Regions from separate parts of the Homo sapiens genome. Here region 1 is linked to region 2. The links are chromatin loops, found by intact Hi-C in ENCODE. Cell type or tissue: MCF 10A. All regions are shown on one strand. Links, peaks and the distances in the headings refer to the core of each region. The heading gives the core; the rest is flanking DNA.

Region 1 (9,683 bases), core at 1,064-9,063, 140 kb before region 2:
TTTTCTTGTCTGTTTCATTTACAACAGGATTTCTCAACCTTGGCACTTATTGACGACTTGGTCCAGATAGTTCTTTGTTGTGGTGGGTTGTCTTGAGCATTGTAAGACGTTCAGCAGCATCCCTGGCCTCTATCCATTAAATGCCAGTATCTTCCCTTGCAATCGTGACAATAAAAAATGTCCACACATTGCCAGATGTCCCCTGGATTGTAAATTCACCCCCAGTTGAGAACCACTGATTTAGAAAATATATGTAGTAAAGATATATATGCACTGCATGGGTTCATTTTCTTGTTTTCTCCTCTAAGCCACAGATTGGATTTTCTTTTCAGTTTTCTTTTAGGTAGTAATAGGCTAGTTACCATAGGCAGACATTATCCATAAACATTTGTACATATTTTAATTTCTTAAATCTGTGTTCTTTTACTGGCAATTATTGAATACTTATTGTATAGAGCACAATTACCGGGGTTATGCCTTTGGCAAATTAAAAGAAAGACATTTAAGTAGCTATAATAGTAGGTCAAAGGTATTATGTAAGTATAGGCAAGAAGTTTATTCCAACAGAGGTGGAGATGGGGTGGAGAGGGTGTCTTTGAGGAGGTGAGATTTGGTTTGTACATTGAAAGATGGATGGGATTTTAATAAGTGGATATTGGGCAAATTGCCATTTCAGGCGGGAAGAACAACTCATGGCTCCTTTATTCCAAATAAGTTTTTTAAAAATTGATTCACTCACTTAATACATTGCATTAATTAGTATGCTGACCACATCTAAGTTTTTCTTAGATAAGGTAGGTTTATGGACAGAGAAGTGGTGATGTGGAAGTGGTAGTTCAAAGATTTGGTGGCTGCTGTAGGCCTCAAAAAGGGAAAAGGAATTTGGTCAGGCAGGATCCTACAGAATCCCTTCCTTTAACTGTACTCTTTAATGTTTACCATCCTTCAGGATCTTTTTTCACTTGTGTCGCTCTCTTCTTTTAAATTATTCCCTTTACCGATCTTACTTTCTGTGAACCAATCTCAATTTTCCTTTAAAAGGCCTTCCTGATCTGATTTTTCTTTTCAAGTTCTGTCCTTCTTTACCTTTGTTTTATGGCCAAGCGTTTCAAGTTTGCCCTAACCTATGTTTTTCCTTTAGTTACCATCTACTTTTCCTTAATCCCTTGCTATCAGTCCATTTTTTTCTGAGTACATTATTGAAATTACCATTTCCAAAGGTGCCAAAGACCTCACGGTGGCCAAATTCATTTACTGATTGTTTTCCTTTCCCTCAAACTCACACTTTTGTTTTCCTTCCTCTGTGTGTCCCCCTCTCTTGTATCTGTCCTTCTATCCATTCCACCAATAAACATTCAGTTTGGGCCATGCTATATCCCAGGTCCCTGGGGATAAAAAGAGACTGTGCCCTCAAGTAGTTTCACTGGGCATACAAGTAAGTACTCAATTACCAAATAGTTCATACTGGCAGTGGTATATACACAGAGGCTTTACAGGGTGTTCTGAGCTCTGTTGCGTTTAGCATCAAGATTTCATGATTCTAATTACATTGCCCATTCTTTTGAAAAATTCTTCCTACTGTTACCTTACCTGCATTTCTTCCTGCAAGCATCAAGAAGGAAGCATTGATCTGGGGCTTTAAGCACCATCTGCTACTTTCTGTGTGGGCTAACAACTTAACATTTCTGTGTCTTGATTTCTTTATTTGTAAAACGGAACATTGATCTCCTAAAATTGCTGTCAGTGTTAACAAAGGTTTACATGTGTTTAACAAATTCTGGTTCTTTTTCAGGTTCTTTACCACCTGTCCCCCTGCCAATTAATCTTTGCGTTGCTTCTATATTAATAGTCTTGAAAAAGTATTTGTATATGGCTTTCACTTCCTTAAACTCATTTATCTGGTATTGTTGGCCTTCCATAAAATGACCTGCACCTACCTCTGCCTCATGATATCTTCTTACTCCCTGATAGAAACCAACTGCCTTAGCCAGAGTAATCTCATTGTTTTCTAATCATGGCATATGCATTCCTGCTTAAATCTCTCTTCCCATGTCATTTCCCATGTGGGAAGTGCCACACTGTACTAGCTTAGCTTAAACTTCACCTTCTTTTGTGAAGACTTCCTTGTGTACTCTGGTGATTTCTGCATTCTTTAAACTTTGTAGCATTTCCTGTATCTTAGTCATTTGGTACTTGTAATTTCTTAATTTTGTAATGATCTCTTTTTTTATATGTGACTTATCTCTGCAGCTAGACTAAGTATGGTTGAGACCATGTTTCAGCATCTTTTAAATGTACAGTGTACATAATTGGTGTTAAATAAAATTGTCATGCTTTTGTTTTGTTTTTGCAAAACATTTAGGACTATTTACCGTATGCCAGTGCTAGGCTCTGAGAATATAAAAATGAACCGATACTTACTCTTTAGGATAGTGGCTCCTGAGGGAGACAGATGTGGCACAAATATTTCAATATAATGTAGTAAATACAGTGTGAAATGTTTTCAAGGAATTCCATGAGTGTACTAAGGGAAGTGGAACTTTTCCTGCATAGGAGGTTTAGGGAAAGCTTCTGGAGTTGAACACCAGAGTTCAGTTTTACTTATTTTTTTATTTTTCTCAGAGACAGGATTTCGCTCTGTTGCCCAGGCTGGTTTTGAACTCCTGGCCTTAAGTGATCCTCTTGCCTCAAGTGATCCTCTTGCCTCAGCCTCCCAAGTTGCTTAGATTTATAGCCATGAGCCACCATTCCCTGTGGGCTGAATTTTAAAAGGATGAGCAGGATTAGCCAGGTAAAAAAGAAGAGTATAGCAGGCAAAGAACAAAATGAGTAAATGCCTCAGTGCAGTGTGTTTGAAGAACTCTAAAAGAATCCTGATACTAGGAATGACTGAGTTTGGTTGATGTAAACATTATGATCAGATTGAGACTACCAGTCACATTAGGCCATATAAATTAGAGATTTTGATTAGTCCATATCTCATTCTGCATTTTTTTGTGTGGGGGTGGGGGGTCTAAGGTTTTTTTCAGTGAACCTGGTCATTAATCTTAAGGGAGCAGTTTATATTTGAGTAGCTGGTGTGTGTTATGCACATTCCTACTGGAATAGGGAGACACAAGAGAGAAAGATTTATATAATGCCTACAGTACTTCCTCTTGAGATATGTAAAGATTTAGATTTCCTCCCCCTACTTTTGTAAGTAGCCTCATCTTAGGTAAAAAAAAAAAATAGCTATTTGGAACATTATTAAATGATTACGTGGGAAATGATGACAGTGTTAGTGAGTACAGTAGTCCTCCCTTAATTATGGTTTTAGTTACCTTGTGGTCAATGGTAACTAAAAGTAGGTGGTCAGAAAATAGGTGAGTACAGTACAATATATTTTGAGAGAGTGAGAGACCATGTTCACATAACTTATTATAGCTTATGTCATAATTATTCCATTTTATTATTAGCTATTGTTAGTCTCTCACTGTGCCTAATTTATAAGTTAAACTATCATAGGTAAATCTGTATAGGAAAAAAGTGGTATATATAGTGTTTGTTACCACCTGAAGTTTCAGGCATCCACAGAGTCATCTCCCATGGATAATGGAGGACTAATGTACATGTAATTCTGAAAACAGCTTTGGGCTAATAGGACTTCATTTATAGAATCCTCACCTTGAGATAAGGAGGTAGAATGGAGGTAGAGTTGTGGGAAGGAGAAGTTCTACAGCATTAGGGGGAAATATCAGAAATCTTTAGTTACTAAGGTTAAGTGAAGTGTCTTTGGATTTAACTTTTTCAAGTCATAAAGAAGAAAAACTTTGCAGACCCTTTGATGATTAGTGTTTTGTTCTCACAGTTCTTGATGGCATTTTCCTACTGTTGTGTCTTGTCTTAAATGACAAGCATGATTCTGAAAGTCTGTTATAACTGCTATATTGCATTAATATTCTCATCTGTTTCCCAAAACTCTTTGGGTTCTTTTCTCAGATCGCAGAAGTTGAGTTCTTTTTCTTTCCTTCTCCTTCCCAAAGACATATAATAGTATTTCAGTGCTGTGTTAGTTGGGATACAGTATAATGGATGTGTCTGTTTTACTAATACTGCCTCTTAGAAAGGTTACGAATTATTTACTTTTGTATCAGGTGATCACCTAACCAGATTATCTTTGAGATACTGTACAGTAATGAGATAATTAGTAGTGAGGTAATCAAAGGAAAATGCAACTGGAAGATGGTATTCAAAGAGAAAAATGAGTTAAAGACTGCTTACTTGAAATTTTTTTTATTACTGGTGAAAAAAGTAAAAAAGCATAGTGTTGAGAGAACCACCATAGGATAAATTTGGACATTAAAGAGTGTCTTAGGACATCTGCAGAATTTTGTGTGTGTGCATACATACAACTTGTGTAATATATTATGAGGTGAAATTTTTGTACTTTTAACATCTAATTCTATGAAATCATATTCCTCAATTTCTGTTTAAGTAACCAAAATGACAGTATTATACCTTGTCTGAAATAATCATTAGTTTTGTTTTTTGATGAAAAAAGGTTAGACCATTTTAAGAACCACAACTCAAATAATAAGGCATACTGGCCATAAATTCTGGTTTATGAAAGGAAAATAATGTAACAGATTAATTGCTTTCTGGTTTTCTAATGTAATATATTAATTTGGTTGTTTAAACGCATACACAGGTCTTTTTGGCTCCCTAAGACAGCGGCACGGCATAGCAAGTTGAATGAGCCAAGGAGTTTGAATTAAGACTGGCTTAATTTGTATTTTGGTTGTCCTGAGTTCAGATCCCTATTATATACTAGCAATGTAACCTTGAAGCTCTCTAGTTTTTTACCTTGGCTACCTGTAAAATGACCATGGTAGAATTACTAGGAGAATTACATGAGAAGATAGACACAGTATAATCCCTCCATAGCCGTGGGAGATTGGTTCCAGGACCCCCACAATACCAAAATCTGTAGGTGCTCCTTTATATAAAATGGCATAGTACTTGCACATAACCTGCATACATTGTCTACTCTAAATCATCTCTAGATCACTTACAATATGTAATACAATGTAAAAGTTGTTACACTATATTGCTTTTTAATTTGTATTTTAAAAAATTGTTATTTTTTTCTGAAAAAAAATTTTTTTTTTTTTTTTTGGTCTACAATTGGTTGAATCCATGGATGAGGAACTCACCGATAGAGGGCCAGCTCATACCACAATAACCCTCATGCTTTCTGCTTTTTTGTTACCTGTGCTGTTTCTTTATACCTGAAATAACAATTAGTCTTTCCACTATTTTTGGCAGCTGATTTGAAGCTACAAGTGATGGCAGTTCTCAAGAATGTGTCACCAGGAACAATTCTCTCTCCCTTTAAATGCTAACAGGGAATTGTTAGCATTTCCTTTGTATGAGGGTTACTTGCTTTTGTGTTGGATTTGGGAGAGGTGTGCAGTATATCCTGATGTGGCCATATAGGTATATCCTTTAATATTAATCTTTGTGAAACTTAGGAGACTCCTGAGTTAATATCCTTTATCTAAAAATTTTTTGGTATGTGATTTTATTATTTTATAAATAATGTTTTTAGTAATCATTTTGACCTGTTGTTTGAAAGGCTTATTATACTCTTAGACCATCTGCCATATAGCTTCTGGGTTAGCTTCCATTCGCATGTAATCTGGCATACACTGACATACCTTTTCTTTTTTCAGTTCTGACATTGAGGCTTGTATAGACTAGCAATAAGGAATAACTTCACAGAGAGGCTGTTTGTTTGTTCTTTTGACATGATTGTTAGTAGTAATAGCCAGCACTTTTATGTTGTGCCAGACAGTATTCCAAATATTGTGTGTTTATTAACTCTTTGAATAGTAGATGTATACTATTATTGCTCTGTTACACAGCTAGGCAAACAGGCATAGGAGACATACATGCAGAAAGTGGCAGAGCTGGGTTTTGAACCTAGATATCAGGCTGATTCTATCTGTATCTGTATAGTTTTATAATCTTATTTGCTTAGGATTGTATGATTTTATTTTTATTTTATTTTTGTTTATATAAAACATAATGTAATATGTAGAATTATAAACATATATAATCTGAACACTCTTCTCATCAGTGTCAACCTTCCTAATGCACTTTTTCTTTGTAGATAATAAGCGGGAAGTGGGCCGGGTAGTTTTGCCAAAAAACTTACTTAGGGGAGATAAGTTTTTCTTGTATATTTGAAATTAATTCATTTAGATTGCTTTATCTTACTGACTAGTTGACCTGCTATTCCTCCCTTATTATAGCTGTTCTTTCTGCAGGTTTTGTCTTTAGTTAGTATCACTACTTAGATACAGTTTATTTCCTAGAACACTGGGGAATATTGAGAACCAGCTATTATGGGGGAAAATAACTTTGACCTATCAGGGCTAATAGTACAAGTAGTGAATGACTTGCCAGTTTTTGTGGATAACTTCACTGCAGAAGATTTGGATTCCATTTTCCTCACTGACTTGGTTATTACATAGAGATGTTTAGGTGCCAGCTTCTGACACTGAGGATTATAATTTTGCATGTATGAAATTTAAATCTTGGATAATAACTTGCTTCTAAAGGAAAATTCAATGTAACTTTTAAAAAGTAACAGATTACTAAAGCTATACTTTATATGTGACCTGATATCTTTGAATTTAATGTTTACCCTTGGAAATTTATTGTTACCTGAAATTGAGACAGCAAGACTGTGGTTAACTAGGAAAAGGGACAGCTTTCCTTTACTCACTTCCCAGTCTTAATTTCTTTCTTTCATATGACTTTACATTGCTCTTGAAAATTTCCTTCTTCCAGAAAGTCTTTCTTTGGATCATCTTAGAATTTTCTCAGGTAAATGAGTAGATGTTTCTCTTTTGTGTGTGCACCATGTTGTTCTCATGTTGTCATTTAAGAGGAGGGCTTTCTCTTAATTATTTTGGGACAACCTTAGAACCATACTGACACCCAGTAAATGTTGGCTAATAATATATGAGATTGCACTTACTGCAAACATTTTGAATTACGTGAATTTCTCAGAGTAATTGACATATTCAGTCTTCAAGGAATGGTAGAGTCTGAATAATTAGTACTATTCTTCATTGTTACATAAAACCAAGCACACTTGACTTAAGCAATGAAAAGAAGCAAAAACTGTATAAACTGTGTCACAGGCCTTTTTTTTGTGTGTGACGGATTCTTACTTTGTTGCCCAAACTGGAGTGCAGTGGTGCCATCTCGGCTCACTGCAGCCTCCACCTCCTGGGTTCAAGCGATTCTCCTGCCTCAGCCTGCTGAGTAGCTGGGATTACAGGCGCCCGCCACCACGCCTGGCCGATTTTTGTGTTTTTAGTAGAGATGGGGTGTCACCATGTTGGTCAGGCTGGTCTCGAACTCCTGACCTCGTGATCCACCTGCATTGGCCTCCCAAAGTGCTGTGATTACAGGCGTGAGCCACCACACCTGGCCTTTTCTTTTTTTCTGAGACAGGGTCTCACTGTGTCACCCAGGCTGGACTCCAGTCACGTATTCACAGCAACCTCTACCTCCCAGGCTCAAATGATCCTCCCACCTCAGCCTCCTGAGTAGCTAGGACTACAGGCGCACGCCACCACACCCAGCTAATTTTGGAATTTTTTTCTTCGTAGAGATGGGTCTCTCCAGGTTGCTCAGGCTGGTCACTGTCTTTTTAAAGAAATGCTGATAACACTGTAGATGTAAGAATTGAAGAATACAGGAGTTTATTAGGTTTTTAGTTGCAAGGAACAGAAAAAACACTGGCTCACTTAAGCGGTGAAAGGGCTGGAGATGTAGGACCAGTAGCGGTATTCGTTTCCTTTTCCTGCTCTAACAAATTACTACCACCATGGTGGGGTTAAAACACACAACAGTTCTGGAGGTCAGAGGTCCAAAATGGGTCCTACCAGGCTAAAGTCAAGGTGCCATTCCTTCTAGAGTGTCTAGGAGGAAAATCCTTTTTCTTGCCTTTTCCAGCTTTTCAGACTGCCCACATTCCTTAGCTCATGGCCCCCTTCCATCTTCAAAGCCAGTAGTCACATTACTCTATATTCTACTTCCCCCACCACTCTTTCTCTGACTCTCCTGCCTCTCTTTCACTTAGAAAGATCCTTGTAATCACATTGGACACACCCAGATAATTCAATACACTCTCCCTTTCTCAAAATCCTTAACTAATCACACCTGAAAAATCCCTGTTGTAGATAAAATTCAAGGTTCTGGGATTAGGATGTGGACATCTCTAAGGAGCCATTATTCTGCTTTCCACAATAGCTATACAGCCTGGAACAGTGCCTCAAATCACATCATAGAACTCAGCCTGTGAAGACACTTTGCAGAACCTTGATTGTGTCAGTTACTTTGCATCCCTGATCCTAACACCACTCATGCTGGCCCTATTGGAAATTGGATGTGCTTGCTGCTGCTATCCAGAATGGATTAGCCACAGTCCCCACTTTCTCTCATTAGTTCACACTTAAATGTGGGGTTGATGTGTTTGTTGATGGAGCCTGAATTATGTGTCTGTACACTAGCTGCAAATGAAGCTGGTAAATATATAATGGGAAGCAGGTTCTGCTTTATAAATTGTGGGGATTTCTCAAAAATAGGAAGAGAAATTCAGATGCTGGGCTTGAATACCAACCAGAGAGAACATATAAGTACAGTTGAGAGTCATTGGTATAAGGATTCCATTCGTTTGACAAACTGTACCAGAGATACACAGATGGATGAGATACATTTCTGTTTCTGTTGGTGCTAGCCAGAGCAAGAGTGGAAAGCCGTGTTCATATGTCAGTAGCCTAACATAAATCAGTACTATTTCTCTGAGACTCTGATAGGAAGCCAGCTCTGTTATGTGAAGGCTTTTCACTTAGTGTGTTTTTCATCTGTTCACCAAAAATTGCTATTGGCTGTACTTTTGCCTTTCAAATGGTGACATGAGAATAGTTGATAGAGGAAGGTGGGTAGGTTTTGAGGTTTTTCTCTTTCACTCCAGAAGGTTATCAGTTAAAGTGGTATTGATGTATAACTGTGCTGTCCAATATGGTACCCACTGGCCACATATGGCTATTTAAATGCATTTAAATAAAATGAAATTTAAGATCCAGTTTCTCAGATGGTGACATGAGAATAGTTGATAGAGGAAGGTGGGAAGGTTTTGTGGCTTTTCTCTTTTCACTCCAGTAGGTTATCAGTAACAGTGGTATTGATATATAACTGTGCTGTCCAGTGTGGTAGCCACTGGCCACATGTGGCCATTTAAATAGAATGAAATTTAAGATCTAGTTTCTCAGTTACACTAAGCATGTGTCAAGTGCTCATGTGGCTAGTGACTGCCATATTGGATAGCTCAGTTTTATACCCATGGTGTAGCATCTTTACTGTACAAGAGTCAATCCAGGAAAAGTAAAATGTTTATAAGGCTTTTTTTTTTTTTTTTTTTTTTTGAGACGGTCTCACTCTGTTGCCCAGGCTGGAGTGCAGTGGCAGTCTCAGCTCACTGCAACCTCCACCTCCCAGGTTCAAGTGACTCTCCTGCCTCAGCCTCCTGAGTAGCTGGGATTACAGGCACCCACCACCATGTCCAGCTAATTTTTGTGTTTTTAGTAGAGACGAGGTTTTGCTGTGTTGGCCAGGCAGGTCTCGAA
Region 2 (9,683 bases), core at 636-8,635:
TTGTCATGTTACTGGTAAAGCAGAGGAGACTGATTATTGGTGATAAAAGCAAGAATGGAGCAGACCTGCAGAGAAATGTAAGCATGAGTTTTCAGTGGCTGGTATATAAAAGTTAAGCAGAGCTTTATGCAGTATTAAACAATATTATTACAGCTCCCAGAAGCCCGGTTTATACTGATTTCATATGAACGGCACCCCTTACAGCACAACTGTGTGGCATGAATGGTGTCCCCTGGACTTGTGCTATGAGGCAGTCCTACTTTTAGTTGGGGATGGGGCTGTAGATAAAGGCCAGGGCCAAATAATGCAGATATTGTATATCATTTAGAGCAGGAATAAAATATGTGTTGTGATTCTACATGTCTAAAACCCATGGCAGACATCACTAATTCTCATGGTCCACCTACCTGTTGAACTCCAACATGTCCTACTCAATACAGCACCCCAGAGAGTCACTATCAATCAGCATATACTTTGTCTATGTACTTCCTGGCCTGACAACAGCTATAACATGAAACTCATAAGTAGCTGTATCTCAGCAGCAGATGGTTTCCCTCTCGTTAGAATAAACACTGGGTATTATATCAAAGTTAAGGAAATCTTTTGCTTTTGATCTGAGGACCCAGAAAATTTGGAACCAGTCTTCAAACTTAGTGGTAACATGGTATCACTTAATTAACTTGATTTAATACTAATAATGAACAGGATTCTGGAATGTTCACTAATTGTGTGAATTCTGAAATCGTGTTGTTTCCTCGGCTTGGTATTCCCTTCCTGTTTTCTATTTGCCAAACTCTTAGATAGCCTTCAAGGCCCATTGAAATGCTCCCATTTTCACACCTTTTCCTTGACATTCTCTCTTGGAGAAGTAATTGCTCCCCATCTGTTATTGTACATGAATTTACTCTCTTCTCTATTATAGCTTGTTTACTATTGAATTTTATTCATTGCTTGTGTATCTTACCTAGAATCTAGATCCCACAGGATAAGGATTGTATTTTAAATATTTTAAGCAGCCCTTAGCATGTAAATACTTGCCTGAATGACAGTGAAACTGTGCTTTCACGTGCGAAATACTTTGGGTAGTTTGTCTTAAGAAAACACCCTCAAGTCCTGAGAAAACCAACCAAGTCAATATATTAGGATAAGACTTCCATATGGGGACCAACTAATCTCTTCTAGTTTACATTTGAAGCAGCAATTGTTGAAAAGAAAAATATGAATATTTTAAAATAAAAAAACTAAAATTTAAAATCATAAAAACATCCAAGAACACTTCATGAAATTTCTATTTTTAAATTTTGGAGCCAGGAAAATCTAAGTATGACTTGAACTCTAAATGCCATAAGAAAAGATTAATAAACTCAATTAGATAAAAATAAAAATAACCTTTTTATTTATAGTAAAAGCTATTATAAAGCGAAACTCAAAATGCAAGAAATATTTGACATTCCTGTTGAAAAGAGCTCCTACAAATCAGTAAGAAAAAGACCATCAAAAGGGCAAAGAAAATATAGAAATACAAAAATATAGAAAAGAAAATACAACTGGCTATTAGGCATGTGAAAAGATGTGCAATCTCATTTACATTAAGAGAAATGCAAATATATGATACCATTTTTAAAACATCAGATTTGAAAAGATTAAAAAATGTTTTATGACAAACACATAGAATAGGTAAAGGGGTGGGAAAACATGCATTCTTCTACACGGCTGGAGAAAGTATAATTGATAAAACCTTTAAGAAAGGCAATTTAGCAATATCTCCCTTAAATGCCCTCCAACTGACCTTAACTTTCACTTTTAGGAATTGATCTACAAATAGGCTTGAACATATGTAAAATGACTTGTGTATAATGCTATTCACTGTAGCACTGTTTGTAACTGCAAAAGATCAGAAACCACCTAAATCAATAGGGAAATGGTTAAGTAAATTATGGTACATTTATTTATATAATAGAATTATTATGCAGTCATAAAAATAAAATTGTTATCGGAAAGTGGTCCCAATCCAGACCCCAAGTGAGCGTTCTTGGATCTCACACAAGAAAGAATTCAAGGCCAGTCTGTAAAGTTAAAGCAAGTTTATTAAGAAAGTAAAGGAATAAAGAATGGCTACTCCATAGGCAGAGCAGCCCCGAGGGCTGCTGGTTGCCCATTTTAACGGTTATTTCTTGATGATATGCTAAACAAGGGGTGTATTATTCATGCCTCCCCTTTTTAGACCATATAGGATAACTTCCTGATGTTGCCATGGCATTTGTAAACTGTCATGGTGCCGGTGGGAGCGTAGCGGTGAGGATGGCCAGAGGCAGAGGTCACTTTCATTGCCATCTTGGATTTGGTGGGTTTTGGCCAGCTTCTTTACTGCAAACTGTTTTATCAGCAAGGTCTTTATGACCGGTATCTTGTGTTGACCTCCTATCTCATCCTGTGACTTAGAATGCCTTAACCATCTGGGAATGCAGCCCAGTAGGTCTCAGCCTTATTTTACCCAGCTTCTATTCAAGAAGGAATTGCTCTGGTTCAAATGCCTCTGAAGGGAATAAGGAAGTTCTTTATGTATTGATAGGAAATTACCACCAAAATATACTGTTAATGAAAAAAGCAAGGAACAGAACACTATATATAGTATGTTAGTATTTATGTACACAAAGGGGTAAAATCTTATATAGGTATTTGCCTGTAAATGCATACACTGTATCTGGAAGGATGCCTAAGAATTAAGTGACAATAGTTGGTTGTCAAAAGAGGAACTAGGGTGGAATGGAAAATTACCACAGTACATATTTCTTACCTTTTGAATATTGAACAATATGAACAAATTATTTGAAAACGAATAAAAACTAAAATGAATAAAATACAGAACCATTGGCTAATGAATACACTGACCTTTAACTTAGCAAATTGAAGAAAATCTTAGTTGCCCTGGCATCTTGATTCAATTTTTGGAGAAACAAAAGGAAGTATGATGTTATTCAGAGGCATTGGCCATTTAAGTTATTCATTACCCTAAGGGTTGACAGAATTAGAAAAATCTACGTATAAAGTCAAGGACGGTGATATAAATTCATGGATATAATTTAATGGTTATCTTTAAGGAAAACAAGGGGTATTGGGTCACATCTCTGCTCTTAGAAGGTGATGCCACAGAATAATGAACAGATCATATAAACTCCCATAGTGCCACTGTTAGCCAGATATGAGCTGGAATTCTGTTCCTCAGCCACTTTCTCTGGTGACTTCTGGCAAAGCTAAACACTATAGGGGCTGCACGTGGTACTCATGGTGGCTCTGATTTCCACCTAAGGCTGATAAATTCCCTTCTTAACTGTCCACATTGAAGTGAATTGAAATTCTTTGTGACTAAACTTGATTGGCTCTAGGGTATTTGAACCCAAGAATTATTTTACTCTTTGTATAGTTCTCAATTTGTACTTCTGATGTGTTGCCCTATTCAGGTACCCTAAGAACCTGTGTATAAATTAAGGATTTCTTAGGTGACTTGGCTCGTTCAATGTTATGCAACCAAGAGATATTTGTTGAACATCAACTATGCCAAGTGAATGTGGGGATGAGTAAGAGCCAGCTACTATGACTTCAGGGGGCCCATACAGTCTAGCAGCAAGGTCAAGAGGGTGTGTCTTGCAGAGCAGGAGCTAACTGCTAGGCTGGAAAATACGGGAGTTTTAGAATGCTTTGGAATTCAGGTGGGTCATACACTACTCAATTTGTGTTTCATGTGGTGTGGATTCTAGGGAACTGTTTCAGAGAGAAATAAGAGATGTAAACATAGATTATTTATGTTGATTACTCTTACACACTCAAGTAACAGAAATGATAAAGGAAAATAGAAATGTTAAAGTGAATGCTGTGTCCCATGTTGCTTGTGGTTGGATCATCAATGTGGTGAAGTAGCACCACCTTGAGGCAGATGACATGCTGTACCTCTGTGGGCTTCCCGGGCCTCCTCCATATCTGGAATCATACAAGAGGCACCTGCACAGAACGTTTTCACATTGGGGTTTTCACATATTGTACTAGTGACATTGGGGTGAGGGGGAGAGGGAGTGGGGCAGAGGTCCCGCGGCAGGAATATGGACAGAAGCAGCCTTGTTTAAGGGCACTTGGTTCTACAGAGGCCGTTGGTCTGTTCCTTAATTGGGTGTGTTTTTCAATTATTTTGGTGCTTTTAACATATTTTGTCTGTAAGGGGATGTTAGTTGTAAATCTAAAGGAAAAATTGTGTATCTAAAAATTAATCAATCTGGCTGGGCGCGGTGGTCACGCCTGTAATCCCAGTGCTTTGGGAGGCGGAGGAGGGTGGATCACCTGAGGTCAGGAGTTCAAGACCAGCCTGGGCAACATGGTGAAACCCCATCTCTCCTAAAAATACAAAAATTAGCTGGGCACGGTGATGCGTGCCTGTAATCCGAGCTACTCAGGAGGCTGAGGCAGGAGAATCGCTTGAGCCTGGGAGGTGGAGGCTGCAGTGAGCCGAGATTGTGCCATTGCACTCCAGCCTGAGCAACAGAGCAAGACTCCATCTCAAAAAAAAAAAATTAATTAATTAATTTTCTTTTTTACCTTTATACATGGGGTTAAACTAAGTGATCATCAATGTCTATTTCAGCTAATAAAACATTATGATTTCCTATAATTTTACTTTCTTGAATCTATCACGGAGATAGTTTCTGATCCTGTTAATAATTTGCACCATCTAGAATTCTTATGTTAAAAACATTAAAACTGCAGCTGGGCGCGGTGGCTCACGCATGTAATCCCAGCACTTTGGGAGGCCGAGGTGGGCGGATCACGAGGTCAGGAGATCGAGACCATCCTGGCTAACACGGTGAATGAAACCCCGTCTCTACTAAAAATACAAAAAATTAGCCGGGCGTGGTGGCGGGCGCCTGTAGTCCCAGCTACTTGGGAGGCTGAGGCAGGAGAATGGCGTGAACCCAGGAGGCAGAGCTTGCAGTGAGCCGAGATCGCGCCACTGCACTCCCGCCTGGGCCACAGAGCGAGACTCTGTCTCAAAAAAAACAAAACAAAACAAAACAAAACAAAACAAAACAAAAAACATTAAAACTGCAAGAACAGTGACTATTAAACCCACTTTTAACTTTCTCTTTCTACTCTGTTCATTTCACTTGGACCGTTTGTCCTTTCTGCCCCTCCAAAGGATTAGTTCAAATTAATGTCTCACTTTAAATACTCTGATCCACCCTGATTTTGTTGTTCTCCCAACATTGACTAACTGCATTTACAGTCAAATGCTAAATTGTATGACGTTAATTCTCTTTTTTTTTGTATGACATAATTTTCAGGTGCTTAACCTTACTTCCCAATTAGGCTGAGAGCAAACTGGTGAACAAGATTCAGACCTTATTCTTCTGTTATGTCCTCATGATCCTGGGATCCACAGGAAATGCTTTAAAAAGAATTCGGTTAATTTGTACCATCTACACATTGATTTCACCCATGTTCATGTCCTTAAAATATCATCATACTTGTCATCAAGTATGACTGTTACCGAAATGGTGCTGTTACCCAATGACCAAGAAGGGGTATGTTTTCCATTTCTTCCCTTTTGTAAAATGCCAAAAAAGAAACCAAATAGTAAAAGCACTGAGATTAAAGGAGGAGAATGGGAGGTAAACAACTACTTTTGTGCTAAAAGTGTCCTATGGCATTTATATATATTTTTTCCGCAATTAATCCTATTCCCAACTCTTCACCAAGGATAGTACTGTGTCATGGTTACTATACCCTGGGCTGACATTTAGTCAGGAGGCAACAGTTGAACCAGTTGTTTCCAGCTAGTATCCATTTTGACTCGGTCTCTATATTATACTACTTGTTAAATATTTTTAGTATCTCCCCTCAGTAAAGCTGATAGACTGGCAGATTCTAAATACACCCACCCATTCTTGTGAACAAATATGAACTCCAGAATTTTTCCAAACGCTTCAGTTATGAAAGTGATGTTAAGAAGGATTTTATGAAAAAGCATTCAGTATCATTTGATTTTAAAGTTTGTAATTGGTTATGCTATACCTACTTGACTACCTCTAATACCTATTGGCTAAGGCACAGTGGCATGTGCCTGTAGTTCCACCTTTTCGGGAGGCTGAGGCAGGACTGCTTGAAGCCAGGAGTTTGAGGCCTCAGTGCACTATGATCACACCTGTGAACAGCCACTGCACTCCAGCCTGGGCAGCATAGCAAGTCCCCATCTCTAAGTAATATTTAAGAATAATACCTATTGCTTAGCTTATCTTCACCCATAGGACCCTGAATTGCCTGGAAGTGTTTTAAAGTGGGAATCTAGTCAGGTGAAGATCGAAAGCAAACAGAAGTCGCTGTGAGTAGGTAAGTACAAGAAATAGATTTGAGGTGAAAGAAAGAGAATTTTGGAGGCTGGGAGTGAATGACTGCAGCTGCTAAGCTACTTTGCACTTTCTAGTCTAGGTCTTTGGGCAGTGATACTACATATAGGTATTCAGCTGCCATCCAGAAGGCTATGGAATCACTCCAAAGGCTTCAGTAGTGCTCTGACATCATTCATGACTCTCTTCTCTATCATCTTATATCTATATAGTCTTATAAAAACCCTACCAAACTGTTCTTGTTAAGAGTACAGTACTTGGTGGTAGAAGCAGAAAACCTTTCCTCTTAATTAACCATACATTCATAATTGTTAAAGTCAGAGAAAAATAAATTATTCAACACTGACATTTTATTTTCTGAAGTTTTATCATTTTTACAAAACAAAACAAAATGAAACAAAAAGCAGGTATCAAAAACAGCAAAGAGTTTATAGAATTTCTGCACCAGTTTGCACATAAGTCAGTGATTACAAAACTGGCATCCAATGTAAATACTAAGCACAAGCTCACTTCCCTCTTGGTCAGGTGGTTTGTTTTAGAGCTACTCGATATTTATAACTTTTTATAAGCACCGGTCATTTTTTGAGAACTGATTTGGTTTGTCCAACAAAGTAAACAATTTTTTGCTGTGTGGCAGTTTCTTTTTTTAGAAAACACTGAGCTAAAACACAGAATGTGTATTTGTTTGGATCTGAACCAAATCTTTTGAGATCCCAACTACCCTGAAGAACACTGAAGACATTTACGGGGCATATTAAATGGTATCTTAAATACTAGTTGTATACCTCATAATGTCTAAGGCAGCTATTATATTTCTAAAGAAAGTAGCATTTCATTCAGAGGCTGCCCAGAGTTTAAATTACACCATAGTTTTTCTTTCTTTCTGCAAATCATTCTTTCTGATTTGCAGTTTTTTCCAAACAGAGCCATATTAGTGGAACAAAAGTTTGATGTTCATGCCCAACAAGCTCTGATATTTTATGGATACATTTGTATAAAGCAAGACTTCTTGCTCTGAACCCTGGGTGACCACAAATAAATTGAGGGGCCATGATTATTGGATGCTGAGAGAAAGTAGCATACTTAAACCCACAGTACAGATAATCAGGAGGCAAGCAAAAACAAAGCTATAACTTAGCAGTGGTATTCACCCACCACTTATTCCAAAAACATATTTTGCTTATTAAATAAGGGAAATATGGTCCAGTTTTGCAATGTTAATAGCTGCCAGTCTCTCATATTTTTTATAAATATCATTTCCTGACTAGCAATGAGCTAGGAAACTGGCCTCAAATTCTGACCAAATCTCTCAGTATTAGTTAAAAATAATACAAAACAAAACAGAACAAAAAACCAGCCAACAGGGGTTAAAAGTTGCACAATTAAACTTGAATGTAAATTATACTATATACAGATTGGTATAAACATCACTGAAATGGTTTTGAAAGGATGAAACACTTCTATTTTAACACAATTTCTTCTATATTATCCCAATTTTCATTAAAGGACAACTGATATGTAATTTTTTTCTTTACAGATATGAAAAAGCAAGAAGGCAAAGCTGAGAGAAACAGATGCTACCCACAGGGCAGCGGTGGCATTTGGTTGTTTTGGTCTTTGTACCAGCAATTCCCACTCCCGAGGCAGATAATCCACTTCCTGCCAGACTACACAGTTTTTCTTGCAGTCAAGACACGAACAATGGACCCTACTCCTCCAGCAGCAAGTGCCTAAAAACAAACCAAGATGTAAATGTTGACAGAATAATAAAAGGTCAATTCTCATATTTGGTAAAACATTTTTCTTAAAGAAGGAATGGGCACTGCTATAGACCCTGAATTTATTAGTTAACAAATAATAAATTCTTGAGCACCAATTATGCACCAGGTACTGTTCTTGGCACTGAGGTTACAGTAATAAACAAAACCTTGAAAGTCCCTGCCCTCATGAAGTTACATTCTAGTGAGATACTAGTTTACATTTTAGTACATTAATTCTAAATAATGTTTTAAAAAATCTGCAGCATAGGCCGGGCGCGGTGGCTCACGCCTGTAATCCCAGCACTTTGGGAGGCCGAGGCCGGCGGATCACGAGGTCAGGAGATCAAGACCATCCTGGCTAACATGGTGAAACCCCGTCTCTACTAAAAATACAAAAAATTAGCCGGGCGTGGTGGCGGGTGCCTGTAGTCCCAGCTACTCGGGAGGCTGAGGCAGGACAATGGTGTGAACCCAGGAGGCGGAGCTTGCAGTGAGCCGAGATTGCGCCACTGCACTCCAGCCTGGGCGACAGAGCAAGACTCCGTCTCAAAAAAAAAAAAAAAAAAAAAAAAAAAAAATCTGCAGCATAGTGTTCCTGCTCAAAACAGGTGGACATTCTGCATTTCTCATTCTCACCACATAGTCAGAAGAAAATTCAAACTGGGATCAACCATCCCAACTTCCACTTCGATTAGTCAGCCTTTGTCAGATTTTTTTTCTCCCAAAGAAAGAAGGTATTGTTTAATAGCTAAGAACTTAGAAACTTTAACTCTGACTCTAATTTGAAAAATAGAGAGTAATGATCAAGTATTAGGAATCTGAGCTCTGGTTTCTTTCTGTTCAAAAAATATTTATGGAATACCTTTGTATACTGAGTACTGTGCTAGATGCTGGGGATACAAAAGTGAACAAATACAGCATTTTCTGGTCTAGCATGAGGAGACAGACATATAAACAGGTAATTTTAATCTAATGTATGAAATGAGAGTTGTGCTGCAGGTGCTATTAAAGCACCAGGGAGAGGCTTATACCCAGATTAACAGTATAGAGGAATGTTTCAGCTAAGGCTTCATGGAGGAAATGACACATTAAAAGAATGAGTAGGTGACAGGCTAACACCAGAAAATCATGAGCAAATGTATGGAGGTGTGAAACAATATGGTGCATTCAGGAAAAAGGCTGGCATTGCTATAGCCTGAGGGGAAGAATGACATGGAAGATGAAGCTAGACTTGGGAACTTTGACTTTATCCTGCAGGTGACTGACAAGGGCAATTTTGATTTTAAAGATATCATTTTGATGGCTGGGTGGAGAACAGATTTGAAGGAGGCAAAACTGTTAACTGGGAAACCAGTCAGGAAGCTATGGCAACAGACTGGGAGAGATGCTGTGAACAGCTGCATTAGATACGCTTGAACAGATAGATTTCAGAAATACTTCGAAGATTGGTAAAAACTGGTGACTGACATTTGGAAGAAATGAAGACTTCACACATGCCTCAGTTTCCTCAGTGACAAAAGAGGAATAATAG

Evidence for each region. Peaks named below come from ENCODE experiments on the same cell type or tissue, not always from the same donor. Only the 100,000 strongest peaks of a DNase experiment are listed, where the experiment ranks them.
Region 1: a loop joins it to region 2, with 9 times the contacts of the local background. A loop is called at or near these places in 82 of 110 quality-filtered maps.

Annotation. Positions count from the first base shown.
Region 1 is chr1:183,479,224-183,488,906 of GRCh38, forward strand. The region is part of intron 1 of SMG7 (SMG7 nonsense mediated mRNA decay factor); the gene reads left to right. Among named protein-coding and RNA genes, the nearest start is that of SMG7, 12 kb to the left of the region's middle. RefSeq lists an enhancer at 1,698-1,777. In MCF 10A, for the core only: a CTCF peak has its summit at 5,193; no DNase peak of the experiment used is centred there.
Region 2 is chr1:183,619,473-183,629,155 of GRCh38, forward strand. It overlaps ARPC5 (actin related protein 2/3 complex subunit 5), which reads right to left. Exons shown (of 4, transcript NM_005717.4): 4 at 1,374-8,122. The coding sequence ends at 8,060. Among named protein-coding and RNA genes, the nearest start is that of ARPC5, 11 kb to the right of the region's middle. In MCF 10A, for the core only: a CTCF peak has its summit at 3,912 (motif pointing left); DNase peaks (open chromatin) are centred at 3,609 and 3,919.